Linked DNA regions of Homo sapiens: region 1 is linked to region 2. A link is an interaction called in ENCODE POLR2A ChIA-PET data of the cell type or tissue named here. Cell type or tissue: MCF 10A. All regions are shown on one strand. Links, peaks and the distances in the headings refer to the core of each region. The heading gives the core; the rest is flanking DNA.

What was found. Peaks named below come from ENCODE experiments on the same cell type or tissue, not always from the same donor. Only the 100,000 strongest peaks of a DNase experiment are listed, where the experiment ranks them.
Region 1: POLR2A ChIA-PET joins it to region 2 with 35 read pairs; 10 of 35 experiments call an interaction of 5 or more read pairs at or near these places.

Annotation. Positions count from the first base shown.
Region 1 is chr3:171,823,255-171,838,896 of GRCh38, forward strand. No RefSeq gene overlaps it. Among named protein-coding and RNA genes, the nearest start is that of TMEM212, 12 kb to the right of the region's middle. In MCF 10A, for the core only: CTCF peaks have their summits at 6,873 (motif pointing left) and 11,153; a DNase peak (open chromatin) is centred at 6,857.
Region 2 is chr3:171,763,232-171,778,873 of GRCh38, forward strand. The region is part of intron 1 of PLD1 (phospholipase D1); the gene reads right to left. Among named protein-coding and RNA genes, the nearest start is that of PLD1, 39 kb to the right of the region's middle. In MCF 10A, for the core only: a CTCF peak has its summit at 9,430 (motif pointing left); DNase peaks (open chromatin) are centred at 8,160 and 9,420.

The DNA of each region.
Region 1 (15,642 bases), core at 3,574-11,573, 59 kb after region 2:
ATTTTTGAGATAGCATCAAAGGCAGAACCAAAAGCAAAAGACAGGCAAACAATCAGAACAGCTGATTTAAAGGGGCTAGAGGGAGAGGCAGGATTAAAATATTGGGTCACAGTTTGAAATAACGAATAATGGGCCAGAACAGGCATATAGTGGTGAATAGAAGAATGAGTGGTTGTATTGGGTCTGAAATTTAACATTCCATGAAATGTATTTATTGGTTCCTCTTTCACAGCCGGATTCCCCCTCAAAGCGTCTTAAGAACTACAAGCAGAGACACAAGGCCCCACCACTATTTACGACAAAAACAGAAAAAAGGAGATGAGGGGGGACAAGTAGTTCATTTTGTGTAGTGGCGTTGAGGAACCCTCAAAAAACAAAAAAACAACTTGCACAACTTTCCTAGGTTTACCAACAGATGAGCAGACAGCGGGAAATCTCATGGAGCTTCAAGGTGGAAGCTTGGAAGGCTTAAGGTTTTTAATTCTTTTATTGGACATAGTCTGACATAAAAAGCCCAGGCGAAAGTGCCTGCTGTCAGAGCCTTACTCATCCTGGAGGTGAAAGGTCTTTGTTCTTCATCCATCAGAGGAACCTCCCATCCCACCTTCTTCACACTCTGGGTCCTGCCTTGGCACATAAATTACACTTGGTATCGTACATCTGGGTCCCATTCCAGCCAACTTATTCTTAACATTTTTAGAGAATGCCCTTCGCTGTCCTCATGGGCACTTTACCAAGGTGACTTTCTTTTATATATTGTGCGAATATCTGTAACTTACCCATAAAATAATGTTTCCATAAATTTAACAAATACGTATTGTGCTGCTTTTTTTTCCTTTATAACTTTTGCATGTAAGCAAGCCAAACTCATAAACAGAAAGGTCGCAACATTTTTAAACTGAAGATGAAATCATCTTAAAGTGTTGTTGGCAAAAAGAGGGGTAAGCTTTGATGCGCTGAAGATTGAGGAACTGTGCTATCTCACGATGGCATGCTTCCAGCAGACTGCAGTGAATGGCACAGCATTGCAGGAGCACAAGCCACATGGTATTGTTCTGCAACAGGTTCAGGATGAGAAGCTTGTTTAGAGGACAAAGGAACACAGGCTCCAGAGGCGTATTGGTCGGGGTTCTCCAGGGGGACAGAACTAATACGATATATGTATGTATGACAGGGTATTTATTAGGGAGAATTGGCTCACATGATAACAAGGCAAAGTCACACAACTGGCTGTCTGCAAGCTAGGGAAGAAAGAAGCCAGTAGTAACTCAGTCCAAGTTCGAAAGCCTCAAACCAGGGAAGCCAACAGTGCAGCCTTCAGTCTGTGGCTGAAGGCCCGAGAGCCCCCAGCAAGTCACCGGTGCAAGTCCCCAGAGTCCAAAGGCTGAAGAACCTGGAGTTTGATATCCAAGGGCAGGAGGAGCAGAAGGAAGCATCCAGCATGGGAAAAAGAAGGAAGCCAGAAGACCCAGCAAGCAAGGTCATCCCACCTTTTTCCACCTGCTCTGTTCTAGCCTCTCTGGCAGCCGATTGGATGGTGCCCACCCACATTGAGGGTGGATCTTCCTCTCCTAGTCCACCGGCTGAAATGACAATCTCCTCTGGCAACACCCTCACAGACACACCCAGAAACAATACTTCACCAGCAACCTAGGCATCTTTCAATTCACTCAAGTTGACACCTAATATTAACTACCGCGAGAGGTAAAGCTCCCGCCTAAGTTAGCAAGGGGAGCTGATGAGTAAGAGGGGACAAAATACACAGCACATGCGAGGATGAGTAATTGGTGCATCCGCACTGGGGAGTAGGCTGAGAATAACTGGGAAGTTGGGCACGGTGGGAGTTAATTGGCAGGAATTGTTAATAGCTCTGAGGTGCTGTGCAGAGTTATTTCCATGCAGGGGCAAACTGTGGCTTCTGGTGGTATCAAAGGCCTGTGGGTGCTAGCAGGTTGTAGTGCTCTTTGCCGAGAGTGTTCCTCAACTTCCTTGCTTTTGTTTGCTCATTGTTTGTTTTTAATCCAAGTTCAGGAGAAAGGGGAGGAAGGAACTGGGCAGGAAAGGCAAATATGAAGGTGGAAAGGATTTAGGCAGAGATGCTGAGCTCATTTACATGATAAAGATCTAGGAGAGTGAGGAAAGGAGAGGAAGAAAAATGTACATAGGAATAGGATAGAGGGAAAGTGTTAAAGTGTGGGGCCAAGAGGATCCAGAGTGGTGTCAGGAGAGGGCTTGAGCCCCTTGTTGCTTGGAGTATGAATTGGATCCCACTTTACGGTCATCATGTTATGTAAATTTCAAAACTTATCTTTTCAAATGACGCTTGTGGTCAGTGCACTGTGACTGACTATGATTGTGTAAACTGAGCCGCATAGAGCCCCAGGATTTCTTGGATTTCACAATGTTGTTGGAAAAGTTACTACAGTGGGAATTCCAGATGAAGTCCGGGGAAGGCATGTGTTGTGTGTTGTTGTTTCTTTCAGTGTCATATGGGAATTAGTAAGGCTCTTCAGTGACTTCAGGAAATCTGACCTCTAAAGAGATTATTTTTCAACTTGTTGAAGAAAAGGCTTGCTTGTAATTTGTAGACACATAAAAGAAAACAAACAGAAAAATGAGATGCACAAGCAGCCAGTTTGCAAAAGAAAAAATAAAATGACAAATTAATAAATAAATAAGTAAGTGCCCCACAGGGAGTTTAGAAACATAACAATAAAGCACAATAAAATAACATTTTTTAATGTATTAAATCTAAACACTTTTTTTTCTCTTAATGATAAGACCTTTGTTAGTGAGCACAGAGTGAGGGAAAGCAGGCAGGTGTGTTCGTTGTTGGGAAGAGTTAAACATTTTTCAGGATAATTTGGCAAATACATATCAATACATTCAAACTTTTTTTCTTATCCTTTAGCCTAGAAATTCCAATTGTAGGATTTTTATCCTAAGGTAAAAATTATGGATTTATTTTAAAAATTAAGAATATTAATTCTAATGTGATCTGTAATCACAAAAAATAGAAATGACATAAAAATCTTATAATCATGTTTACCTAAATTATTGTACAACTAAATAGTAAAATACTATAAAGTTATTAAAATAATGTTTTTGAATGATAGTTACTAATGTGAAAAAAGTAACCAAAATTTAAACTTAGATTCTAAAATCAAGATGCAAAACCTGATTGGCCTGGGCCTGAGAATTGCTGTGTAAGACTAAGCAAAGTCTTCCCTTTCAATCATCTTTATGGCCACGGAGTTAGATTGACATAAAAAGCCTTCCGAGGAAAAACATTTCCGCCACATCCACATCTGGGTTCAGGTACGACAGATATGTCCAGCAGACTCATAGGGGACAAGATATATAGGACAGGAGTGGGCTTGCAGAGAAGGACTCTGGGGCCCTTGGGTGATTATATGTCACAGAGTAAATAGGAGACTGGTGAGTTGAGCTGAACTTAGCAACAGTTTCAGGCACAGCAGGGAAAGGATTTCAAATGTTTCATTCCAAGTACTTCAGAGGATTGAGGACAGTAAACACATACCCCGAAGTGGTATTAGAGGTAGACATGTGTTATTTAAGAATGCGGGGCAGGCCGGTAGCAGTGGCTCACGCCTGTAATCCCAGCACTTTGGGAGGCCGAGGCGGGCAGATCACGAGGTCAGGAGATTGAGACCATCCTGGCTAATGTGGTGAAACCTCACCTCTATTAAAAGTACAAAAAATTAGCCGGGCGTGGTGGCAGGTGCCTGTGGTCCCAGCTACTCGGGAGGCTGAGGCAAGAGAATGGTGTGAACCAGGGAGGGAGCTTGCAGTGAGCCGAGGTCGCATCACTGCACTCCAGCCTGGGGCCACAGAGCGAGACTCCATCTCAAAAAAAAAAAAAAAAAAAAAAAAAAGAGAATGCAGGGCAATCAAATTGCTTTCAAGTGGGTATTTCATCTCCATTTTAAATTCACATTTTGCATTTTAATCCGCAGTACTTCCTTAATTATTTTAATATAAAGCTAAAGTTCCTTCTCTTATCCTTACATTAAATGGATGCTCAAAAGATGCTCTGTGGGTGTCCTGGGGCATTGAGTCCCTCTGGCACATCACTGAGCACTGCCAGGATCACAGGCATCTGATTTAAGAAACACATTCTGGTGGATCTGGAAAAGTGTGTGTGTCTGAGGAGTTGTGCGTGCCTGAGGAGTTAAAGCTGTATGGGTATCAAAAGAGCAATCTAACTAGATGCTGGCTGAGCAGGCATTGAGCTGCCAGGCACCAAGTGGGCTGGAGGCATCAAGACAAAGCATTGAGAGAGGTTGATCTTTGTGGGTGCAGCCTTGGCTGGGTGGGTAAGAAGGCATTCAGTAGGTCTCTAGCTTCTGCGGGTGGTGGCAGCACCTCCCTTTGGCAGAGATAAGGCAGCTACTTTGGTAGACCCTCAGATTGACAGAAACTTAGAGACTCCCCAAAATACATACGTTGGAGGGGAGATGGCAGTGATTTTACTTGGGTCTTAAATTCATTTAATGCAGGTAAGGCTTTGTACTAAAGTTGAGTTATCTCTTCCATGATATTATTTGGGGCTATTGAAGAAAGGGCTGTATAAAGTAGGGCAAAGCCTTGGCCACAGAAGGTTATAACGCAAGACAATTTACTGGCCAGTATTGGCTGGTGGCTTCCACTGGACATCAGCAAGACTACCTGGGCAACCGCGTGGCTCCCTGGTGCAGATGACAGGTGGTAGTTGCACTGGCTGAGGCTGTGTTCTCTTTATCTTGATCTGCTCCTGGCCGTGATAACTCTAAGTCTATACCTCAGACTTCCTTGACTTCCTCTGACCTGGTTTCAAGAATAGTCACTCTTACAAATATGTATGCAAACATTTCTGTTTTAGACTTACAGTTTTTGACCTTAAAGTTCCGAGTCTTCTCACCATTTTTTCTGGTTTTGTTGTATTCATATTTTCTCAATGTTTAAGCTGGGGGAAGGGCAGGCGCGGAGTGAACAGCGGAGGGGATTTCATAAGATGTGTGTAAGGCACGACGGTAGGGATGGAGTAGGGAGGAGTGAACATAAAAAACAAGCTGAAAAGAAATGAACCAAAATGCCTACAGTCATAGGAGGTGAGATTCTGTGTGGCTTTTCTTCTTTATGCATTTGTTTTCAAAACATTTCTACAAATAGACACTTATTACTTTTATAAACAGAAAACTATTCATGAATGTTATTATTTTTCTAAGATGAGGAAGAATCACAATGAGCCAGCGAGAATTCTCTAGGAATGAGTTATCATAAACAAACCTAATATGATATTTGGATAGACCTACTGAGCTGGTAAATCAGAATAGTTACACATGGGATTTCTTATTATTTTATTATGTGAAAGCTAAATTGGTTGAATAAGCATATCCAAAAAGTGCTTATTATAATGTGCGAATATTAACGTGGAGCTATGTCTCCAGTAAATTGCCACAGGACTCTGTGCACCTTCATATAATAACGTAGATGGAAATTTTAAAGTTGTGCTTATTAAATTTGCAGATGAAAACTAAGGGAAAATATCAAAATCAAGATTCACAATGATTTAACATGAATTGGAGAGTGGGTTAAAATTACCAAGAATTTAAGCAATAATAGTGTAAAGTTTGACAAATCAACTTCACATAGATGGGATTGGGGAGATGGCTGGTTTAACGAGACTTCATGCAATAAAAGACCTGAGAGCTTCAGCTCACTGCAAGCTCAGTGGTATCTAAGAGCATGACAGCAACGCTGCTGTGATGATAGGCAGTATTAATAAGACTGTCATACCCGGAACAGAGAAGTGATATCTCCCCATTCTCTGACTAGATGACAAGCTTTATCGCTTGTGTGTATGTGCCCTTATTGGCCCAACCACATTGGGTTTGTAGGATGGGGAGGCAGGAGGAGGGTGCTGCCTCATCCCAGAGAATTTTGGACACATTCCCCAGTGCCACAGGGGCAATGCTACGGCTGATGGTGATTTTGGAGTTCATACATAACTCTGGACCCAGTACTTAGATCTGCTAATGAGTAGATAGCTTATGCAATTTCCCTACCTTGTAATTTCCTCCTCTGTGAGAGTATTTGTGAAAAAATATTGCATAAGGACTTTAAAAAAATGGTTAGAGCTAAGTTTTGTTCTGAAGTCTAGGCCAAAATTGGATTTGAGATTGATGGATAGAAGAGGTTTTCTACTTTCATTTGCTAAAACCATGAACTTGGATTTGATCCTGGAAGGAGAAAATGTTTTTTGCAATGATATCTATCAGGAGCTTGCTGGTTGGACTGATTGCTATTGATTGACTGCTTACCAAATGTTTTTAAGATGACCTCTAGATATGCTCTCTGGTTTAGTCATCTCATTATAAAATTTGCAGAGTATTAGCTATGAGTGATTATAATCAAATAGACAATAAATTTCTTACAGTCAGGAAACATATGCCTTTTAGGATTTTCATTTCTAGTCCCTCCCTTCCTCCCTCCCTCCCTTCCTCCCTTCCTTCCTTCCTTCCTTTCTTCCTTTCTTCTTTCTTTCTGCAGTGTCAAATAGTGCTAAGCACAATGTAGTAGATGACTGATTGATAGTGATAGTCCCAATCTTTACATAACTGAGGGCCCCCAGGTCAGGCTAAACTATTGCAAATTCAGACAAGACTAAGGAGGTTCTACAGTCAGCTGTATTTGCATGAAGCTGAGAGTCCACTGGGGAAGAAAAATCCTCCCACAGAAGGAAAGTCAAGGCCAGTAGCTGGGTCCAAAGATAATGGGATAGACCATACTGTGACCATCTGCCAAGGACAAGCAACAGCAGGAATCACTGCAGCAGCTGCAGAAGGCATGGGGCCCAGGGCCACCTGGAGGCAGCTGGAGGAAATGAGTGTGGGAGCCTGTGCTGCCCGAAGAGCAGGCTCCTGAGGGAGACATCTCCTGGAACATTCGAGCTGGGACAGAGTCCCGCGGTCCTGCAGCCAGGGTGAAGTAAAGGAAAATAGTGTGGCCTAGAGCACCAGGGTTCTCGTGTGTTTTAAACTATTTTGAAAAACAGTTAGAAGAGAAAACTGGTGTACATCCTTCAAAGGGCACACTCCCGTATCTTTCCTCATGAGGAAAAGCTGGTAAAAGTAATACCTCCTCTGTGCTTTCAGAGTGTCTACTGTTGACAAACACCATGTTTAGGTTAGAAAGAGTCTACTGATTTTTCATTCCAGAGTTACACTCATATGTTAAAAATAAAGGCTTTTATTCACTAAATTTGCACCAAAAATTATACAAATCTTTCTTCTAAGAAAACAGAGCATAAGGTTTTCCTAACTGAAATAATTATGTTTTTCAAAAACCAACTATAGAAATTATTCCTCACCACATGTTCTCACTCATATGTGGAAGCTAAAAAAAGTTGATCTCATAGAAGTAGAAAGTAGAACAGAGGATACTAGAGGCTGGGAAGGATGGGGGATGGGGGAGGGAATAGGGAGAGGCTTATTAAAGGATGCAGTATTATAGCTAGAGAGGAGGAATAAGTTCCAGTGTTCTATACCACTACAGAATAACTCTGGTTAACAATAATAGATTATATATTTTTAAATAGTTAGAAAGAAGATATTGAATGTTCCCAATATAAAGAAATGATGTTTGAGATGATGATTACGCAAATTAACCTGATATGATCACAATAGATTTTACATTTTGAAACACCACTATGTTTCCCATAAAAATGTACAATAATTATATGTCGATTTTTCAAAATGGCATTAAATCTATGTTGTAAATGCTTCTCAGATTTGATCAATGTGTATGTGCTCTTTGAAATGTCTTTAATTAAAAAAAAAAAAAAAGGGCCGGGCGCAGTGGCTCACACCTGTAATCCCAGCACTTTGGGAGGCCGAGGTGGGCAGATCACGAGGTCAGGAGATCAAGACCATCCTGGCCAACATGGTGAAAACCCCCTCTCTACTAAAAATACAAAAAAAAAAAAAATTTAGCCAGGCGTGTTGGCATATGCCTGTAGTCCCAGCTACTCAGGAGGCTGAGACAGGAGAATTACTCGAACCTGGGAGGCAGAGGTTGCAGTGAGCCAAGATCGCGCCACGGCACTCCAGGGCAACAGCGCGAGACTCTGTCTCAAAAAAAAAAAAAAAGAAAGAAAAAGAAAAAGAAAAGATTGTCTTCTCTAGCCCAGAATTAACAAGAAAAACTTAAAAAGTTTTTCTGAGAATTTTTATTATTATTAATACATAAAATGAACTCTTCACAGTGTTTGTGGCTTCATTGGTCATAAGCAAGCATTTATAGTACTTTAATAATGCTAGATTTTAATATGCTTTTTAGAAGCACCTTGTAATCATATGGTCTGCCCTCATTACTATATTTCTTGATTGGTGAATATTGCGTCTGTACGTCAGTGAGCAATCCTCAGTTTTCAGCTCAGGCGAGCTCCGACCCTGTTGTAGGTATTAAAAGCCTTTGAGTTATCATTGGCCTTAAAGTGCATATAGTTGAGTTTTATAATTTTTTTCTAGTTGTTGTTTTTTTCCTATATGGAGGAAAGAGGAACAAAGGTAAATTGTAGGTGGCCTGAAGTGGATGTCTTCTGAGGATCACAACTTGTATTAAACGGGCATAGCCTGACCTTTGTTACACACAACATGGTCCATTTCCATATTTACAAAATGTGTTTTTAGGAAACATAGTATAATAAAATATGAAATGAGGCAAAAGGGTAGGAATTTGGCTTTCATTTTGCTTTTGGTAGGGAGCTTTTGTCTCAATCTTGGAACAAACTGAAAAACAGGAGTAGTACTTTAACTACATATTTAACTACATATTTAAAAGCATATTTTAATGCTGGAAGTAATGATTAAGCAAGAGCAGGACCCAGATTGATTCGCCTCTTTGGAATTACGTGAATGAAATTTGCTTGGAGGATAAAAGGGGATGGAAAAGATTAGTGGATGACACTAGAAAGGTTTTTTTTTTTAATATAACTTCGGTTAATTGAGTATTAGGAAAAACAAAGGGCAAACATTTGATAATTTATGTATGCATGTCTGTGTGTGTGTGTAAATGGTAAGTCTATTTTCACAGCTCTTACTATTTCTTACCCCCTATACACGTGCCCATAGACTTGCCTGTAAATGATCTGTGTAGGTTTCACCAAAGATGGCAGAAATGTCTTCTTCAGTGTGCTTTCTACACTGTTTCTTACCTTCCTGCCTTTCTGTCATTTACTAAACATTTATTTCCAAACTGGGTTCTTTAAAAAATTACTTCCCTCCTCTACTTTATAGGAAACAGACAATTCACTTGTCATATAAGCACCTCTTACACCAAGTTTACAAGAACATGGATTAGAGTTTTGAGCACTTTTGAAAAGTTTACCATTTTTGATACAGAGCATAACAAAAGAAGGGCAAAAGCTGGGCATGGTGGCTCACGCCTGTAATCCCAGCACTTTGGGAGGCCAAGGTGGCCAGATCATCTGAGGCCAGGAGTTCAAGACCAGCCTGGCCAACATGGTGAAACCCCGTCTCTACTAAAAACACAAACATTAGTTGGGTGTGGTGGCACATGCCTGTAATCCCAGCTACTTGGGAGGCTGAGGCAGGAGAATCGGTTGAACCTAAGAGGTGGAAGGTTGCAGTGAGCCGAGATCACGTCACTGCACTCCAGCCTGGGAGATAGAGTGAGACTCTGTCTCAAAAAAAAAGAAGAGCAAAAATAATGGTGGATACTACTTTACATTATCATCGAGGCTCTGAGTGATGGGGAAAGGAGGACCTATATGGCGAAAGAATATACAGTTCACTCTGTTTTCAAATATCTTAAATATCTTAAGTGAATATGGTATAAAAACCACAAAGCATAGTTTTATCCTCAAAGGACATAAAGGAAATAAAATCTTCAGAAAAGAAGGGCTGTGTTTGTGCTGGGGAGAGAGTTGGGAAGAACACGTTGTGAAAAAAAAAAAAAAAAGGAATACTTCAGCCAAGTACTTCGTTCTTTTAGCCTGAGGCCAAAACTATAAAAATTAGAAGAAACCCTCGCTTTAGGACTAGAATGAAGTGTTTATATTATAGATCCTGGTAGCTAATTCTGCAGGAACATTACTCTAAGCTCCATAAGGTGATGAAGATGCTGCCACTCTGGTCTTCAGTCTTCCACTTTTCTTTCCAGTAAAAACTTAGGACTGTTATTAGCATCATTACTTGATCATTATTGTTACAAATAGTTACTAATAAATAACCAAAACTAAAAAACATATTTAGAAGCAATACACTAGACATTGTTTTGTTACATATATTCAGAAGATTTTAAACTCAGCACTAGATGATGCTAACAAAAGTGACTTGTAGAATTTGAACAATTGTGCTGAGCTTATGCCAAATTTATCCAAATTTAATGAACCAAGTAATGATATTGAGGACTCACATGTAATAGGGGAATTTTTTATCCTTTAAAACCTAAAGGTGAAATGAAAATTTGCCCTCTTCCTAAACTATGAGTTTCTTGGGGCATCACTTATTTATCCCAAAAATTTGGTATTACCACTCAAATTTTGAACAACTGAACTAATCTAAATCATGACTCATCTGTCACTAGATGGGGTTAAAGCATTTTCATCCTCTGTTACCATGGGGAGAGAAAGGTTCTGGATGACTATCCTTTCTCCCACTCAGCATGTGTGGGATTATTAAACCCCAAATAGAACACTGCTAAATGTTTTTTCATATTTTGTTTTTCTATAAACAAACTTTATCTGTGGCCTTGTAGCAGTTAGTCAGTTCCAGGAAACGCACAGCTAACAATGTCATTCCCCCTGTATTGCGCATAATATAAAAAGAGTTTAAGTAAATATTTGAATTAGGACAATTTGAAAAATTTAACTTTGGAGTTCCCTAGCATTTATTGACCACTTCTTTTCAGGATAGCTATTTCAGCTGATTAAACATGTCATACCTGTGCCATTTAAATGAAGCTAGTTCAATGTAACATACTATATAGTAGCAGAGTACGATTTTAGAAACTCAGCATTTGCAAAAGGGAACTCAAATTAGAAGGTTAAGCTCCTGTTGGGTATCAAAGAGAAGCTGGTCTATAAATAGCAGTATAGCAACACCTAGTGCTAAACACAGATATAGCAGAAAGATAATCAGTCACAACAGCCTTATTCAATATTAGGTTAATATTGCAATTGGATGACTTTTTTCTTGGTATTTTAACTGGAATTCTTTTGTGAAATGGCAGACTTGGACTGGCTGGTCTCAAAGGTCCTTGCTGGCTCTGCCTGTGATACTCCAGTTGGGTTATTACTCTGTGCCTTTCATTGTCATTGCCCTACATTCTTTTTAGTCTGTAAGATAAAGGGGTCTTGCAGAGGCCTAGCTTTTATCTTTTATGTCAATCTGCGCTGTGTGGATTGTGTGGAAGAAATGGAAGGGCTTACGTACTAGGAAAATGTGATGTGGAAGTCCCACAAACATCCGTTTCTCGTATCGTGCCACTTTAAGAAAAATAAAAACAAAAACAAAGGCAGGATATCTGGGTTGTTGAAAAGAGAAAATAAATTGTGAGCCTTTCGATACAAAACTGATACCCTCAATCTGCCTTCAGTAGGTGATGTTTAGAGTGTGTGACCTGGCTCCTTATGTCATACGGATGCACTTAGTCGTTCAATTTTCCTGTTTTAGAAAAGACCACATTATCGTCATATGAAACTACAATAGAAACATGAGTTTGCATAGCCAAATTTTTCCAAGTTAAAATGTTAATATCAGTATCTTACTTTTCTACACAATTAGGGGAAAGTATTACCTATGCAAAGAGGTCTGCTGAAAGAGAGAAAAGATTTTAATATGTAGAGATATTAATACATAAAACCACAGGCCAAGCAAAAGATCTATTAAATTAGATAGGTCATCATGAACAGCAACTACTTTAAAAGTCAGCAGTGGATTTAAAAGGTGTTTGTCAGAGCTTTTTCCCAGAGGCAGAAGTTCTTGCCGGACTTCAGGCAGTTAGTCTGCGATGTTGCATCTTCCTCTATTTAACGCAGAGTCATGTGTCAATGTGTCGTGTGCTGACATAGCAAGCCCAAAATAATCTCAGCCATGGGTCACTTCAGTGCAGCTCTCCCATGTATCTACATACAACGCATGTAAATTCACAATGCAGTTTCCAGGTGAGCTAACCTGGAAGATCTTCTTTGTATTTCAGTGTGGATTTTCATAAAGAAGAGGGCTGGAGCAGTTTAAGACCAAAATATTAAATATCGCTTGTTTCTGAGGGAAGGCCTGAGAAGCTAGCTTTCACAGCAAACTGGTCTGTATAAACTAGCAATTGTAGCCTTCGTGCAGTGGCTCATGCCTGTAGCCCCAGCACTTTAGGATGCTGACATAGTAGGATCACTGGAAGCCAGGAGTTCAAGACCAGCCTGGGCACATAGCAAGATCCCATCTATACAAAAAATAAAACTCAAAAAAATTAAAACTAAGTAAACTAACAACTGTGATGATAAGCAGTGGTTTCATTCATTCACTCTCATCCATTCATTCATTCATTAGTTCATTGACTCAACAATACTTTCTGTGCATCTACTATAGACCACAGGCATTGTTTTTGGCTCTGGGATACAGTGGTGAATAAAACAAAGTCCTTGCCTTCATGAAGCTGTTATTCTAATTGGGAAGACACACAGTAAAGACATAAGCCAAGAGCTATGAAGAATAAAGTCAGGTGGTAACGAGGCCATGAAGATCCATAAAGCCAGATAAAGGGATGGAGAGGGGGAGATTGGTAAGGGAAAATCTTTGAGCAGAGATGTGGATGAAGTTGAGACAGTGAACCAAATTGTTTGTACCAACCTTAGCTCACTTTGCTTTTCTACATGTGTTGAAATATACAGAAAATTGAGGCTCATGATATTTTTAACATTGCTTAGAAAACACAGAGCCAGGCACAGTGGCTCACGCCTGTAATCTCAGCACTTTGGGAGGCTGAGGCAGGCGGATCATGAGGTCAGGAGTTTGAGACCAGCCTGACCAACATGGTGAAACCCCATCTCTACTAAAAATACAAAAATTAGTCAGGTGTGGTGTTGCGCACCTGTAATCCCAACTACTCGGGAGGATGAGGCGGCAGGATCACCTGAACCTGGGAGGTGGAGGTTGCAGTGAGCCGAGATCACGCCACTGCACTCCAGCCTGGGTGACAAAGCAAGACTCCATCTCAAAAAAAAAAAAAAAAAAAGAAAAAGGAAAAGAAAGAAAAGAAAAGACAGAGAAAGAACTTTGTTTCATGATCAATCAGAAACTGGTTTACAGAGATATCCTCTGTCTAGTGTTGGCCAGTAGATGGGGATTTGCCTTTTAGGTCTCTGCTACACCAGATCCTTGTTGAATTCTCATTTCTCCATTCCATGTGTACCATAAACTCCATACCTACAAGTGTTACCAGTTTTTCCCCCAGTTTTTCATCCCTTTCCAAGAAGATGGGAAACAAGAGTGATACGACTTTATGTTCCATTGTCCCTTGGCCATCTTGGCATCTGCTGTGTTTGTTGGCCAGTTTTAATTATTTTATGACACAGACAACAGGAGCTGGGCTATGGTCACCAATTTGTTACTCACAGCCTGCTAATTACTTAGCTGGTAGATGCTGGCTCCCAGTTATTGCCTTTTTGTGTTCTGCTGGGGCCAAAGTGAGGCCTCCTTAGAGGAATACTGTCTGAAATCTCTTGAGCAAGAATTCAGCTGGCCAAATCACAGTGTGTGCAGTGCTTATTATGTGCCCACAGCTTGTACCAGATAGAGGGGAACACAAGTTGGCATGTCGACTCTAACAGATAAAGTCTCTTTGGGACAGGCAATCTGGTCACATAGGTATTTTTGCTCCTTTGGGATTTATTTTAAGTCACGGAATGGTAGAGACAGAAGGAGTCTTGGAAATTATCCAGTCCAACCTCCACATTTTGCTGAGAAGGACCGAGATTACGGGAGGCTTAAATTTACTCCAGGTCATACAGCCCTAGTTTCTTTCTATTGCAGCAGGTTGTTCCTTGTCCTATTCGGGAACCTTGCATATGACAACCATTCCAGTCCATCTCCACATCAATGGCAACAGCCCACTCATACAGCACTGGAAAACAGAAAACTATGCACAGAAACACTCTAGATAGATATTCTGGGACTTTTATATCAATGCACAGAAACAAACCTTTGCCTTTGCTTTTAGCTCTCTCCTCTGGTCTAATTTTTTTTAAAAGAGAAAGTAAAGAATCTCTTTATTCCATTCTTTTTTCTGTATAACTAGGAGCAGAATCAGCAGTTCTGATCAAGCCTCCTTGGTGTAAGTAAACACAGCATCATCCCATTCTTCTTATGTCCTCAGTTTGAGTACAGCCTTATAGGTTTTTGTATACTTCGTGGTAAATTTCACAGATGCATGTATATTTTTTAAAAAGACATAGTACACCAAATACTGATCTAGTGGAGAAAAGTAAAAATTACAAAATTTAGAATCAAGCATTTATAGGTTCAAAAGCAGGATTTGACACTTAATAATTGTGTCACCTTCATTTAACATTTCAGAACCTCAGTTTCACCATCTGTACAATGGGACTAATAATAGTAACTGTTGAGGGCTTTAGCAATGCACCTTCATCATTCCTCTCTCCCTTTTGCCTCTTACATGGGTATAACTGGGTCAAAAACTGTGCTTAGTTTCTCATGGATCAATTTGGTTCTTTTCTTTTTCAAAAATGCCAAGAGAAGAAACTAAGGGAATATACATTCCTTGTTTAAGAAGACTTAAAAGTTCATCCCTAAAAGCAATTTTTAAAACAAGCATCATCTAAGAATGTTTTAGAATACTCAGTTTCTCTTTTCTCATTCTACTTCTTTGCCCTTTTCCTCTATTTATTTCCCTGTTGTCCTCCCTACAAACAGCTTTTGTAAAATGTACATGAATGGCCCAAGGCTTCCATCGTTCCTCTGTCCCTGAATCAACTCTGTCCAGACCCGAGCTTTGGATCTGTGAGTGACGCAAGAAGCTGTTTTTGGCTTCAGGAATGTTTTCCTCTACATTCTGACTCCTCTCTTGTTGTTCTTCTTTCCTCTCCATCTTTTCTCCACCTCTCTTCCCCAGACACCCCCACTGTTTCTCTCTTCCTGTTTTCTTAGTTTCTTTTCCTCTCCTTGGTGGCCAAAGCACCAATCAATCACAGCTGTGGTCACAATTACAGTTCTGTCCGTGACTCCTCTATCTCCATGATAAAACAAGACAGGAGTAGCCTCTCCAAAAGGCAGACAATATCCACAGTAGCCTGTGGGAGGCTGCCTGGCGTGGACAAGTCAGCCAATAAGAGGTTTTCCTTGCAGCTGCAAGGCTTGGGAGAGTGAAACGACAGCTAGCTGTGCAAGTTTGCTGGTGACACAATGAAGTGTTTTGCTTCAAAAACCATGGGAAAATTCTGATACATTCCAGATAATTTCAAAACATATTTGCGGGTCAGATATACCAAAGGCAAATAAAAATCTGAGTTAGGTAAGCACAGGCTGATGTACAAATCTATTTAGATCCAAACATCTTGCAGATTGGATGACATTAAATTTGACAATTCCCAGTTAGGGATGA
Region 2 (15,642 bases), core at 4,225-12,224:
ATGGAAAGACACTGAAAGAAAGGTTTATTAAAAACATGCTATAGACCAGGCATGGTGGCTCACACTTGTAGTCCTAGCTACTCGAGAGGCTGAGGTAGGAGGATTAGCTTGAGCCCAGGAGGTCAAGGCTGCGGTGAAGTTTGATGACACCACTGCACTCCAGCCTGGGCAAAAGAGCAAGACTCTGGCTCTAAAACAGAGAAGAAAAGAAGAGAAAGAGGAGGGGAGGGGAGGGGAGGGGAGGGGAGGGGAGGAGGGGAGGGGAGGGGGGAGGGGAGGAGGGGAAGGGAGCGGAGGGGAGGAGAGGGGAGGGGAGGGGAGGGGAGAGACAAGACGAGGAGAAAAAAGGAGAAAAGAAAAGAGAACCTGCTGTATACATGTTGGCTATCATTACTACTGTTATTATTTCCTCTGATATTATCTTTCTATTAACACAATTATTCCTGATCCCTGATTTTAATGTTTTATTCTTGGGTGTATGTATGTGTATATGTTTAATGTTATGCAAATATTCTTGTAAGCCAATTCAAATCCTTGGTATAGCATAAAGTCATAAAAATAGAATAAAATAACATTATACAGCTTATTTTCTTTCTTTCTTTTTTTTTTTTTTTTTTTTTTGAGATAGAGTCTTGCTCTGTCTCCATGCCGATGAAGTTGATAGGTCTTCCTAGGAAGCAGTAATCAGCCTACCACCTCTTTCTCAGACATCATTAGGTAAATGCTGAATGGCATTAGCGTTTAGTTTTTACCAACCTAGGAGAAATGGAAATATAATTTCATACATCATTACTAAAATGGGTGATCAAAGCTCACTGTAGCGTTGAACTCCTGGCCTCAAGCAATCCTCCCACCTCAGCCTCCCAAATACCTGGGACCATAGTCACATGCCACCACGTCCAGCTAATTTTATTTATGTTTTTAGTAGAGATGGAGTTTCTCTATGTTGCCCAGAGTGATCTGAAACTCCTGGGCTCAAGTGATCCTCTTGCCTAGACTCCCAAAGGGCTGAGGTTACAGGCATGAGCCACTGCGCCTGGTCTACAGTTTATTTTTGATGACACATAAGAATCACTAATATTCATTTAACACTTATAATGTATGGGGCATTATGATAAGCTTTTTATATACATTATTTCATTTAATTCTTACAAGAACCCTCTAAGGTAAGTACAATTATTATCCCCATTTTATAAGGCAACGAAGTTGAGTCTTAGAGAAGTCATGTAATTTGCTCAAGGTCACAACTAATAAGCAATGATCTAACCCAGTAATTTTGCAACATGGCCTACAACACACTCACATTAATGAGTATGTACTTTTCTTTAACTTTGAAAAGTTAAAGAGTTAGACACTCCAGAGGCCAAAAACAAGTCATTTAATCCAATAAAACAGTTGGCAGCACTGACAGAGTTCATTTGGTCTTAATCTCACACTCAGGACACTGTTGGGAAGATGGGGCCTGCAGAGTAACCAGGTCATGTTTGTCTACACGGTCTTTGAAAATCAAATCAAAATTTTCAGGATTCTCACATATTGCATGATTCCATTCATATGAGATGTTCAAAATGGGCAAATCAAGAAAGAAAGAAAGAGAAAGAAAGAAAGAAAGAAAGAAAGAAAGAAAGAAAGAAAGAAAGAAAGAAAGAAAGAAAGAAAGAAAGGAAGGAAGGAAGGAAGGAAAGAAAGAAAGGAAAGAAAGGAAAGAAAGAAAGAAAGAAAGAAAGAAAGAAAGAAAGAAAGAAAGAAAGAAAGAAAGAAAGAAAGAAAGAAAGAGAAAAAGAAAAAGAAAAAGAAAGAAAGCTGCCTAGAGCTAGGGGAGGAAAAGAGAGAGGTAGGGAGGATGGGTACAAAGTCTCCTTTTGGAGTGATGAAAATGTTTAAAAAATGGACTATAGTTATGGTCACACAACTCTGTAGATATTCAAAAAACCAATGAATTGTATACTTTAAAGGGCTTAACTTGATGATCTGTAAATTATACAATATCAATAAAGCTGTTAAAAAACGATTTCCAGAGCTCAGTATCAAGTGTTCTCTAGTCACTCCATGAGGCTGCCGTCTTCCAGAACAAACATAGTAACCAGATGTGTGTAAAGTAAGCTTGTACCCAAGAACAAAATGTTCCAACAACAATGATGAGAGTAATGAGCATGCTGGTGAAGTTGGTAGGTCTTCCTAGGAAGCAGTTATCAGCCTACCGCCTCTTTTTCAAACATCATTAGGTAAGTTCTGAATGGTGTTAGCTTTGAGTTTTTACCAACCTAGGAGAAATGGAAATAAAATTTCATTCATCATTACTAAAGTGTGTGAAAACGAGCAGAATATTATAAAGAGCAGCAGAGGGGGAATCAAAGGACCCCAAAAGCTTCCATTCGAATCTACTACGACCTTGTAGACTTGAGGACTCAATCATTTTGGGCTTCAGTGACTTGATCTGTAAAATGAGGAAGGGGAAGTATGAAGTCAGCTACTCTAAGGTTTTCTTCTGTCTTCAGCATTCCAGTCAAATCGTCCCTTCTAAGGATTGTCTTGGTATGCTGACTTGTCCCTTTCATCACATCATCAACTGCGTTTAGACCAAAGAATTGTTATCCAGACATCTGGACATATTGAAAATCTCTCAAAGAATCTTTCCTGGACTGATGTTTCAGGTATTTACATGAACTTCCTCCGTATCCTTTATTAAATACACTATCTACCTTATAGTTTAATTAGCTATAAAAACCTAACTGAAATTTTAAGCTTGACACAGAAAAGTCAAAAAGGTGTTTCCTAACATGATGTATAAGGGCAGCAATATAATTGTTCTCCAAAGTAAAATGATTCTGTCCTTTATAAAAATTCATTTTACCTCAACTCTAACCTGTCACTTCTAATCAATTTTAATTTTTATTATAAAAATGATAAATTCTCATCTAAGAAAACCTTAAATATATACAAATTTGAGGAAATTAAAATCAGTTTTAGAGCCAATACCTTAAATAGATTAAGAGTAATGTTAGTCTACTATTTCTACTATTATATGTTGGTATAGTCTCACTTTTTTCTCCATGAATAGTTTTTCCCTTTTTTAAAATGAATATAAAGTAATCATGTTTAAAATACCAATATGTAGAAAAGTATAAGAAGAAAATATAAATCATCAGAAATCCCACCTTCAAAATAACCCCTAAATCCCTATTAACTTAAGGTGATCATCCGTTCTATTGTCTCTGTAAGCATAACACACACATAGAGAGGTATATTTTAAACACATTCAGATGTGTGATGGAGAGATAGTTTAATATCCATTATTTTTACTTAAATATCTATCATCACCATTTCCTCCTATTACAATTTTCCATAAATAAAATTGTGATGGTCCGTCATGCAATTTTCTTCTGCTACTTTATGTTTTTATTATTTGCAACTTTTCATGGTAATAAATAATGCTTCAATTAACATTTTTATACTTAAAGCGTCTACACTCCTACCTAGAAAATTTAAATCTATTGACTTTTTCCTTTTGTGATTTCCTCTATTGATTTTGGGAAGAGAAAGTGCTTACCCATTCAAAGATCAGAATTTTTATTTTTTCGTTTCTTTTCTTTCTTTTAAGTTAGCTCCTTAATCTGTCTGGGTTATCTTGTTCTATATTGTTAAAGGTTCTAAACTTATTTGTAACACGTTTAAATTTTAGCCAAATTGGGTAGAAGTTATTTGCCCAATATTTTTCAAATGCACATTTATGTCTTTTAAAAAAATATATGTCTCATAATCTTGGTTATCCACTAAACTTAAGGAAACCTTCAAGACTGCCAAATAACCAGAGCTTTGATTACTAGCAGGAAGTCATACTGGGCAGAAATAAAGAGGACACTCCTACTGGCCAAATTAAAACTAAACAATCAGAAAAGTCCAAGTTCCTAGCTTTAGTGGCTTTATTATTTTAGCCTTAAAAAGTCTCTAAAATCCCAAAAGTAGCTTAAGTGTTTAAAAGACAGTATTCAATGCAGTGGGCTATTCTCCATACGGCCTGGCCACTACTGGTCTCATTTACGGGCCATGGGCAACCTCTATATCCTGCCATTGGTCACCAGGTTCTTGCCACTGGTCACGAGCAGAGTAGGTGAGAAAGTGGAGCACAAGCTTACCAACCCAAGTAGAGAAAGGACACCAATGGCTTGCCTTGCTGGTTGACAGTAAGTCAACAGAGCATCTTCTAAATGAAGAGCAGCACAGATGTCAGTATCTACATGGTTGTTTCTCAATAATAAGTACTGGGTTATATTGGACATAATACAATCCAAAATGTATTAGGTTGTATTTTTTTCTTATATTTTTCTAATATTGGATTCTATTTTCAGTTCTTCCCCCTCCACAGCACCTTCTGATGCACAACACTGTCATAGCTGCCTACTAGTTGCTCTGACTTAGGTCAATCTAACTTTCTTGAATAGTTTCCTCAACTGTAAAATGGAGATAATAAAGAAAATCAACAACTTAAGGTTGTTGTGAGGATTAAGGAAAAGGCTTAGAACAGGCCGGGCATGTTTACAAGGCTCATGCCTATAATCCCAGCATTTTGTTTACATGGCTCATGCCTGTAATCCCAGCATTTTGGGAAGCCAAGGTGGGAGGCTGACTTAAGACCAAGAGTTTGAGGTTGCAGTGAGCAGTGATCGTGCCACTGCACTCCAGCCTGGGCAACAGAGTGAGACTCTGCCTCAAAAAAAAAGAGAGGGGGGCTGGGGCTTAGAACAGTGACTGCACTTAGGAAATGACTTTTATGTGTTCATTATTATTATTATTATTATTATTATTACCACTATTCTACCACTTCTGCTATGACTATTACTACTAACTGGGGTAGTACTACTACCCCAGAAATGCTGGGTCAAACTTAAATTGGGTTCTTCAGAATGAAACAGGCAACTGGGGAGCTCTGTGGTCAGATCAGCTCCAGGAGTATACTCTATCCTCAACTTTTGCAATCCCTCTGGGAAGTTAAGTATTTACTGACATTACTAAAATAGTGAATTTCCAGGGTGGATGGCATCACAATCTCCCACATTTTCTGGTACGTAACCATAAGACCTATGTGCACACAAGCACCTGGTTCTTGAGGGGGGCAAGAACCAGGAGGTTAGGCATGGAAAAGGCAGATGTGGCACAGTTCATTTTAGTCAATACATGAAGCTGACAAGGCTATAAACTGCAGATGAAAAGCCTGCACCTCCCAAACCGTACGCTGCAAAGATCAAGACTATGTGTGATCACACAGGAACAAGGAGTGATCTGGGCTGTGAAGAACGGAACTGGTCCATCAGGTGAAAATCTACCAAGGTTCGACGGTCAGAAAATTCATCTCTAATACCACTACTACTCCTAGTTCTTCAATTCTTTCCTCAGAGTCCTGATCTTCTACTGCCATGCAACTTCCTCAACGTTTGGGGCGTAGCCAATTCAAGTTAAAAAAGTTTGCCTAAGAATTTCTCTCCAGCTTTGAAACTCAGATTCATTTTATAAGAAAATTGGCATCACGCCCTTCTGGGTCACAGCGAGGTCCATAAACCATCTGAGATGTGTGAGACATCTAAGTCACTTTGACTATCAACAAGAAAGCATGTTGGATAAAAATTAATTAGCACAAAACTCAACTTAAAATTAGATGGTATGTTATGAGACAAATGCTCATCTCTTATTAGCCAAAAGACCCAGATATAACAAAATTAAGCCAGTCCAGCAGAATGAGAGCAAGAATGCAATGTGTGTTCCAAACCTAGAATCAGGAATAATCTAAGGTTTGCTTAGACACTTTACCCCAAATTTACAGATTTTGAACTCTCTACTGTACAGTCCTTTTTTTTCTCCCACGTTTGGAGGAAACATTTTAACGTGTATATTCTCTGGGAAAACCCTAAAATCTGGTTTTTAGGGAGTTTCCCTCTTATCTAATCCTTTGCCACATTATTTTTGTTTCGAATCTGTGGTCTTTGCTTTGTTACCATCTCTAGATGAAAAGCTATGAAGCACTTGGGAACACAGAAACTGAGATCCACAAGATACAAATGAGTTTCATGTAAGCTTTTAAAGACCTTTATCTGTACCCATCAAGCACAAACAAGTAATCAACGACTAAAATGTCTTAATATTTCTCTCTAAAATCATCAGGCAGCTACAATCAGGTGGACAAGTCGTTCCTTAAAATTTAATATCATTTAATAATTAATAATTGCACAATAGCATATATGCGTAGTAATAGCATATATATGGCATGTATATAAAACATAGCAAAGTCATAGCAATCTTTGCACTTTTGGGAAAGCTAAAATGATGTAATAAACTTACTGTTAAAGAAAATATCTACAGAGGCAGGGGCAATAACACAGCTGTACAATTGTGCCTTAGGGGGTATAAAATACAGTCCACTTTGTAATCCCGAAATGGCATGCAGCCATAACATTGTAACTTCAACTTAGCACTGATGGGGAAAGGGATCCTTAAAGTTTAGCATATCACCTCAGAGATCTTTTTTAAGTACCTATTTCTGTCTCCCTTCCCCCTCAATTTTTTTTAAGCAGAGAAGAACATGAAAGAACAGACCCTTTCTAATACACTGTATTTCGCAGTGGGGAAAAAAGGAGAATAAAATGGCAATAACAGAAGCATATTAGCATATTTAAAACACTAGTACATTACCCTGAACTAAAGCATCCTTAAAGTAACATGAAAGCAAGAGAAACTATATTTCATAAAGTGTTGCAAACTTTAAAACACCAAATTGAACTACTCCTATAGAACAATTTCATGCCAGATTGCTTTGGTGGCAAATTAATAAAGGCAGAATTGCTCTTTAGATCTTTAAATTAACGAGATTAAGGAAGACAATGTCTTTCTCTGTGCTTAATTATATTGACTTAATTTCTTAATTACTATTAACTATACTTTTATGTTTTACAAGTCACACTCCATTTTTACAGCTGTTCTTTAATCCTCGGGTAATCTCGTATTCTGAAGAATCACTTGAGAATAAAAACAGCAAAACTGAAGACAAAATTCAATTGGGCTTAATCCACCTGTACATTCTGCCTGAATCAATTCTTATGCCAGTATTTTGAGGCATTCCAGAAAAGTGCCAGACTTTTCAAAGAGAAAAATTAAAATGATATTCTGGTTCACTGAAACTCCAAGGAGTAGGCCTGAAGAAAAACCGTGCATCAGACAAGCACGCACCAGTGGGGTGAGGGAGGACAACCCCAACTGGGGCCCAACACTCCACTACTTAACGTTTCAAAAAATAAAATCAACTGTGTATAAAATCATATTTATACCTAGAAGGTCTAGTGCGACGACACAAAGAAAGCAATTATAAGAAAGGAACTAGGCTAGGCAAGGTGGCTCACGCCTGTAATCCCAGCACTTTGGGAGGACAAGGCAGGCAAATCGCTTGAGCCCTGGGGTTGGAGACCAGCCTGGGCAACATGGCAAAACCTGGTCTCTATAAAAAAGTATAAAAAAAAAAATTAGCTGGGTGCGGTGGCATGCACCTGTAATCCCAGCTATTCAGGAGGTTGAGGTGGGAGGATCGCTTGAGCCCAAGAGGTTGAGACTACAGTGAGCCATGATCATTCAACTGCACTCCAGCCTTGGTGACAGAGCAAAACCCTATCTCAAAAAAAAAAAAAAAAAAAAAAAGGGGGCGGGGGCAGGGCTGATATTTACTAACAAGACCTCTGGACTGCAAATCCAACACAGATACTAATATGTCATTTCCACTTGGCTTCCAGTTGTATTTAATATGGTCAAAAAATGCATATATTATAAGGAGAAACATAACCCCCTAAACCTCTGCAGGATAAACGAACTCACATTATTTTCTAAAAGAACGCAGCAACCCAGTCTGTCCTATCATCACACCGTGAGCTCAGAAAGAAAATCTGACACACGCAGCAGAAAGTGCAAAATGTTATTTACTAACCTGGTGCCCCTGTGAAAGCAGTTGCTCCATATCACCTTAAAGAAAGAATCCTTACTATGAAACCAATCTCCAAGGCAGCTGATAGCCAAGAGGTGGCAAAATCGACTACCCTGAGAATCCAAATAAACGGGCAAAGCCTTCCTGTTCCCAAGCCCAGTTTTGGCTGACTCCCTCAAGGCAACTTAAGTCATAGCCAAGCCCACAAAGCACTTTAGCCTATAAGCTTTAGTAATGAACTTGAAACCACTCCCCATATGTTAAAGAGACACCGGACTGCTGTGAGAAATAAAACCCACATACAGAATGAGCTACAGCTTCAGGCTGCACTTTTGTACTTGCTGCCCAAGAAAACCATAACACAAACTTAAACAAAGAGAACTCTCACTCCCTTCTCTCCCCTCAGACACTGCAATAAAGTGAATGATTAATTTTAAGCAAGGGGATACAGTCTGCCCTCCATTAGGGCCATGAAATGACTTTTATATTGTTCAAGTTGTGTGGCAGTTATGGAACAGATAGCACTGTAATTTCACATTGCATAAGAGGGACATATGAAGTTATCATTTCTGAGAATCAAATGTAGATAGTATTACTATTTTCAGATAACATTGAATAAGCTTAAAAACCTCATCAAATCCAACGATTAACATAAGTTCAATAGGAAATTTTGTCAAAGAACCTTCTAACTTCTGATTCTGACTTAGTGTCTATAAATCTTAAAAACATTCTTATAATTCAGTTTCACCACCTACATTTAGAATGGATGTATAAGCTAAGACACGTCTTTTAACATGGATCTTTAAGCTGCCTTTTAAAATGGAACTTAATACCACTCACTAAGATTTCAAAATAAGAAATTTATGTTTCATTCTAGAAAAATGTAGTCAATCAATTCCTTAAAGCAGTTAGATCTTAAAACAGAGTCAGTAATGTTCTAGCATATTGTTAGAACATCAGCTTTTTAACACAATGTGTTCACAGTATACTTATTTTCCCCTAGTTTTCAACTCCAAGAACAGTTTTAATTCTAATGGCTTGTTGCCATGATTTGTATTTTGTTTAAATGAGACTTATTTCAACACAATAACCAAGGTTTTTGAACTTTAATTATTGTTTCTCCTAAACCATAAGATTGGACCAAATATGCAGGCAAAGCTTGATTCACCTGTTGCCAAACTGATTTACATGAATTACTGGTAAAATTCAAGTTACTCAAAACCTGTGAAATATAAGCCATTAGCTCAACAAATTCACCCATGAAAATCCTGGAGACTATTTTAGATCTAATACACACCTTGCCCACCCCTCTACCCACTCCCAGGTCAGGGCTCAAGAGGATCTCATGGGGTCACCATAGAATGAGGGGGCAAGATAATTTCTTTTCTCAGGGAAAAAAGAAAACGAGCCTCAAGACCTGTGGCTGATGACTTTAAAAGGAGCTAGTACCCCACCTGCTGGCAAAACCAAGCGAAAGCTGGATGAGCTGAACAAACCTCAGGGGAAATGTTATTACTTTGATGTTGGAAGAAAAACAGAGAAGGAGCAGCTATGCGAGCACATTAATGTCACATTCAGTATGTCGTTAAATATTATTAAATTTTTCCCCACAATAGTGATATATTTCTAGAGGATATAAAAATGCTCATGCAAAAAAAGTAGATTCAAAACCATCTATTTTACATGGATCTGGTTTGCAAACATATATGATGATTTGCATGCCCAAGGAAATCCTCTGATAAATAATATTGATCTCTCCTCTGCAGAAAGAGCTTCAAAAAATACTCCTGGGAGACCAACACAATCTTTGAAATGGAAGAAATATGAATAAATCCCCAACTCAGCTAGATAAACTACTGGTGGGGCTGTGTCTCCATCAGTCTGTATGTCTGTATTCCCAGAATTTCTCTTATCTTTCAGCAAAAATTTATTTCCTTTTGCCACATATAAATTAATTCTTCTAAAATGAATATCTGATATTAACCTTAATGAAGATGAAGAAAAGTTAAGTGGTGGGCACCAAATTACACTACATTCTTTAATAAAACCCCGCAATAATAAGAGTATAGCAGGATATGACTTTTAAATGAGCCCAAGCTGTACTACTAAAACTAAAATGAGGCCAGGTGCAGTGGCTCATGCCTGTAAGCCCAGCACGTTGGGAGGCCGAGGCGGGTGGATCACGAGTCAGGAGCTCCAGATCAGCCTGACCAACATGGTGAAACCCCATCTAAACCCCGTCTCTACTAAAAATACAAAAATTAGCCGGGCGTGGAGTAGTGCACCTATAATCCCAGCTACTCAGGAGGCTGAGGCAGGAGAATCGCTTGAACCCGGGAGGCGGAGGTTGCAGTGAGCCGACTTCGTGCCATTGCACTCCAGCCTGGGCAACAGAGCGAGACTCCGTCTCAAAAAACAAAACAAAACAAACAAACTAACTAAAATGAATAAGGATAGCTATTATATAAGCTCTTCCGATGAGCCAAGCTTGGTTCTAAAGTGCTTTATAAGTACCAACTCATTTAAACATTACCACTCTATTATTATACCAGTTTGTTTGTTTGTTTGTTTGTTTGAGACGGAGTCTCGCTCTGTCACCCAGGCGGGACTGCAGTGGCGCTGTCTCGGCTCACTGCAACCTCCGCCTCCTGGGTTCACGCCATTCTTCTGCCTCAGCCTCCCGAGTAGCTGGGACTACAGGCGCCCGCCACCGCACCCAGCTAATTTTTTGTACTTTTAGTAGAGACGGGGTTTCACCGTGTTAGCCAGGATGGTCTCGATCTCCTGACCTCATGATCCGCCCGCCTCGGCCTCCCAAAGTGCTGGGATTACAGGCGTGAGCCACCGCGCCCGGCTATTATACCAGTTTTACAGATGATAAAACTGAGGCGTCCAAAGGCTAGTAAGTACACTGCCAAGATCACACAGTTAGAGACAGAGCTGGGATTAGAACCCAGGTCGGTGCTCCTAGCCATGTACTTTAAAAACTCTTTCTTCCTGAGTGCGTACCACTTAAACCCTGCCAGGCCCTGGTCAAATGCAAGGGCGGGGGAGACAGTGGATAAGGCCTGCACTGTGAACAGTCCTCATAAAGGCTTTCCAGAGAAGTGGCCACAGAACTGAGACCTGGAGGTGACATGGAAGGGAAAGGGTCCCCAGGGAGAGGGCACTCACTCAGTCTGCCAAGGCAAAGGGTAAACGGGGTGGGGGACATTGGAGGGACTGCCTGCAGGGACCTTAGTAAGGCTGAGGGACCAGCAGAAGAAAATGCTGTGAGGAAGGCAGAGTCCTCTTATGTCACATCATGGAGCAAAGAGGCATCACCAACGGATGCTAAACCGGAAAGTGTCCAGATATGCATGTTGAAAAGGTAAGTAGGAGGAATGAGGCCTTTTTGGGTGAGTAGGAATTTAGACATTCCAGGTAAAGGCAAGCACAGGCCAGTGCTGTAAGACATACAAGTTTATACTTTCATAAACTGTATCAAGGAGGCTTGTGCCGTAAACCCCGCAGCAGCATGCGCACTGGCTCCCTTGTCAAGCCAGCTCGGGGCTGGAGCCACGTGGTGGTTACTAATGCCATTCACAGAGTTAGGGACAAGGAGGAAGGGCAGGGTGGTGGGAGGAGGGTGGGGAGATGCTCAAGCCAAGGAGTTCACTGAGGGAGGCTGGGTTTGAGGTCCTCTGAGCTGTTCAGGGAGGATATCCAGCAGGCCCCAGGAGATGCAGGCCAGGTGCTACAGTCCTTTGCCTAGACAGCAGAGGTGCACATTTAGGAGTCACTGACACTGAAGGAGCAGCTGCAGCTGGGGGACAGTGGGACACAGAGTTTGTCCCTGGAAAATGTACAGCATGAGAAGAAAGAGTGAAATTTAAGGCAAGGCTAAGGGTGTCAGACAGAATTCAGGCTGTTGATAAAAAATTTTATTTTTATTTTTACTAACTTCTAACTAAAATTATCATTTCCTTCTGTAACTTGTCATCAAAGATATTTTCTTTGACGTCAAAGATATTTTCTTAGACATCAAGGATTTTTCATATCACATTAGTTATTGCAATATCTCAAAGTATCATTTCCACTCATCACTATTTCAAAATTACAGTAGTTATTAGACCTGCCACTAGATACTGGTAAGTAATGCATTTTAATAAAGGACATGTATTACAATATGACATATTTACTTCTTTGCATATTGATAACTTTATGTCAGTATAATTGGTTTCCTTTGTAATCCTATGCATTTTAATTTTATGTGTTTAATTTTACAGAATAAATATTCTGTAGAGTGGTTCATTAGCTTAATTAGAATGTCAAAGAGGTCCCCATGGCACAAGTAAAAGTAAAGAACATCTGATTTAAAGAGGGAAAGAGCCCAGCGCAGTGGCTCACGTCTGTGATCCCAGCACTTTGGGAGGCTGAGAGGGGCGGATCACCTGAGGTCAGGGGTTCAAGACCAGCCTGGCCGACATGGTGAAACCCCGTCTCTACTAAAAATACAAAAATTAGCCGGGCGTGGTGGCACACATCTGTAATCCCAGCTATTCAGGAGGCTGAGGCAGGACAATTGCTTGAACCCAGGAGGCAGAGGTTGCAGTGAGCAGAGACTATGCCACTGCACTCCAGCCTGGATGACAGAGGGACACTCTGTCTCAAAATAAGTAAACAAAAAAAATTAATTAATTAATTAAAATAAAAGGGGAAAGAAAAAGCCACAGGAAAACACTTAAAAATAGCTCTGCGAAAAGGGGGACCCTAGTATGAGATGGAGACAGCTTTCAAAGCTAGGATGCAAACGCAGGACTTCTGACTTTGTGTTCTTTCTACCACGTGACTCCACACCCTAAAATAATAAAAACAGTAACCCCTTCATTTGCGTAAACAAAGGGCTTTCACATGTATTAGCCTGTTAGTTCATCACATCTATTCAGAGTAGGAAAAGGCAGGAACCCAAACGTGCCTTGAAGCTGCCATCTAAGAAGACACTCCTTCCTGGGCCTCAGCACTGCGCCAGTGCTGCAGCGGACGGTGGTACCTGTCACCCCACTCTATGGAGCTGTAGTCATGGGCACAGAAGAGTAAGATGAAGAGCCCCTCCCTCATACCACACTAGCTAGAACCTGATCGCAAGAGGTGGGCACAGTGGGTGCCCACCCAAATGATGAGTTGCACTTCTCTCCAGGCTTCTATTTACAGGTAAGGCTAAGAATTTGTTTCCTTGCTCAAAGCTCTTTTATTTAGTTCTGATTGGTGATCCAGAGTGAATTACAAGATTTGCAATATTTCAGCTCTTTAATTTGCCATTGGCTCTAACCAAGACAGAAGACTTTACTTAAGCAATTGGTTTGAAATTAGATGGACAAGCTGAAACAATGGGCTCTCTGTTCTTTCCTCTCTGTGCCCACCAACTGGCATTCATTATTTAATCTGTGACGTGTGTTGCCAGGGCTGCGGTAATGACAACGGCACCTATTGTCTTCACATCCCTTCCCTATTCTGTAACATCTGTCATGGCTCCTGTCTATATTTCATTTTATTTTGTTTTATTTTGCTTCTTTTACTTTTACAAGGTTATTCTTAATTACTACAAATTGCTCTGAAATCTATTCTAACCCTGCAAAGTGTAGCATCATTTTGTAACTTGGCAATAACAATAAACTGAAGGCGCGTGTGATAGCACCCTTTTAAATTACTGTAATTTTACATAAAACTGTATAATTTCAAACAAATTTTATCTCAAGGTTAACTAGATAACCTCTCTTTTTAAATACCTGATCAGTTCACAGACGACTTTGGCCCCTTCTCATATAATACATGACTTCCTTTTACACAATAATGAGAATGTGGGTTTATATGACTAATCTGACACAATACAGTAACTTCTGCTTAAAAAAAAAAGCTGAACATTTCTTAATATGCAGTTACAATGTAAATTACTATGTTCATGGATGGATCTTTAATTTCCAAGTTTCTCTATTATTTTCTTTCTTTTTTAAATAAGGAGCCAGAGTGAAAATTGTCACTTGCCTTGTAATCAGTCACCTAAAAACTAGAGTGAAAATTGTTGTGTGTGAAAAGAGTTCAAAATTGGTTTCTATGTCCCAGGAACCGGAGAGCTGGTCTTCCTACTGCTGTCTGTCTCAGGACACAGCACACCCATCCGCTGTAGGAAAGGCAGAGGTTTCGCTTAGAGCTGCTTGCGTGTAAGGGAAGAGGGAACTCAACCTGGCAGGAACAAGCCCTTGATGATTTACCTTCTTTCCTAATTGCCCAGAGGCATTTCCTTCCTTGCTTACCCAATCTAAGGAAGGGTTTCCTACTGCCCTAGCAGTTCCTTTAACCTGAAGCCATTTTCTCTAGTTCCTACCCTGTTTTTTGTGTTGCTCTCAATCTGCTTTCTCACAAGACCTCACTTTCCAGCCAAATTGGTTTATTCTGTTTTTCAAATTACCTAGTTCTTCCTTCCTTTTGAGTTTGTGCCACTGTCCCAACTGTGGCAATGCCCTTCCCCCTCCTCGACAGTAAAGGAGTCAAATCCTCCCCAGCATTTCAAGGGGCGGCCCAAACCCATGTCCTCTACAAAGCATTTTCAGGTCACCCTGCTTTAAAAAAAAACAAAATTGCTCAACAACTACAGCAATCATCATCAGCAGCCGCAAATCCATTAGGCAACAAATTATGCCTTGCGACTTTCTATTTTATCTGGATGGGTTATTTAAATAGTGATGGCATTTAACTTTTCATGCATTTATAACTACTTCCTCCAACTTAGTAATCAGTAACTACATATTACAAGTTATACCTCTGAAATCAACCATTGTAAAAAGCATATAGCAAAAATTCTACCTTACATTGCATTCATATATGTATTTGTTGCTTACAAGATATTTAAATTATTTATGTTACTTAATGATAATTACAAAATAATAGCCAACACTATTGCCATAATATCTTACTAGACTCAATATCTTATTTGACATTCACATCTGCCATATGAATTAGATACAATTATTTTCCTCATTTTTCAGGTGATGAAAATGGGGCCAGAAAGCTTAAATTTCCCAAGGTCAGGCATTCAACACGTACTTAGTGAGCACCTACTATGCGACAGGCATTGTTTTCAGCATTAGTGATGAAAGCAGAAAACTTCTATCTTCAGGGAGTTTATATTCTATTAGGGAAGACAGACTATCAAAAATTAAAACAAATATATATAAAGCCAGATAATACTAAGTGTTGTTAAGAAAACTAAAGCAGAGTAAGGGACTGGAGAGAGATGGCATCTGGAGAGAGATGGCATAAGTGGCGAGGTAGCACACTCCTTAGATAAGATGGTCAGAAGAGGCCTCTCTGGGGAGATGACACTTGAGCAGAGACCTGAACGAAGTGAGGTGACAGGCTCTGTAATCATCTGGGAAAAGGGCCCAGGCAGAAGAAACGGAAACTGCAAAGGCCCAGAGGCCAATACAAACTTGGCGTGTTCAAGAACAACAAAAAGGCCAGTGTAGTCAGTGCTGTGAAAGAAAGGGCAACAGTAGAGGGTGTAGTGAGAGAAGAAACTAGGGAGTCCAGTTATGTATGGCTTTGTAAACCATTGCATAGTTTCATTTACGTTTTTCCTTAAATATAATGAAAAGGCCCTGAAAGGTTTTAATCAAGAAAGTGAAACACTGTGCCATTTGAAA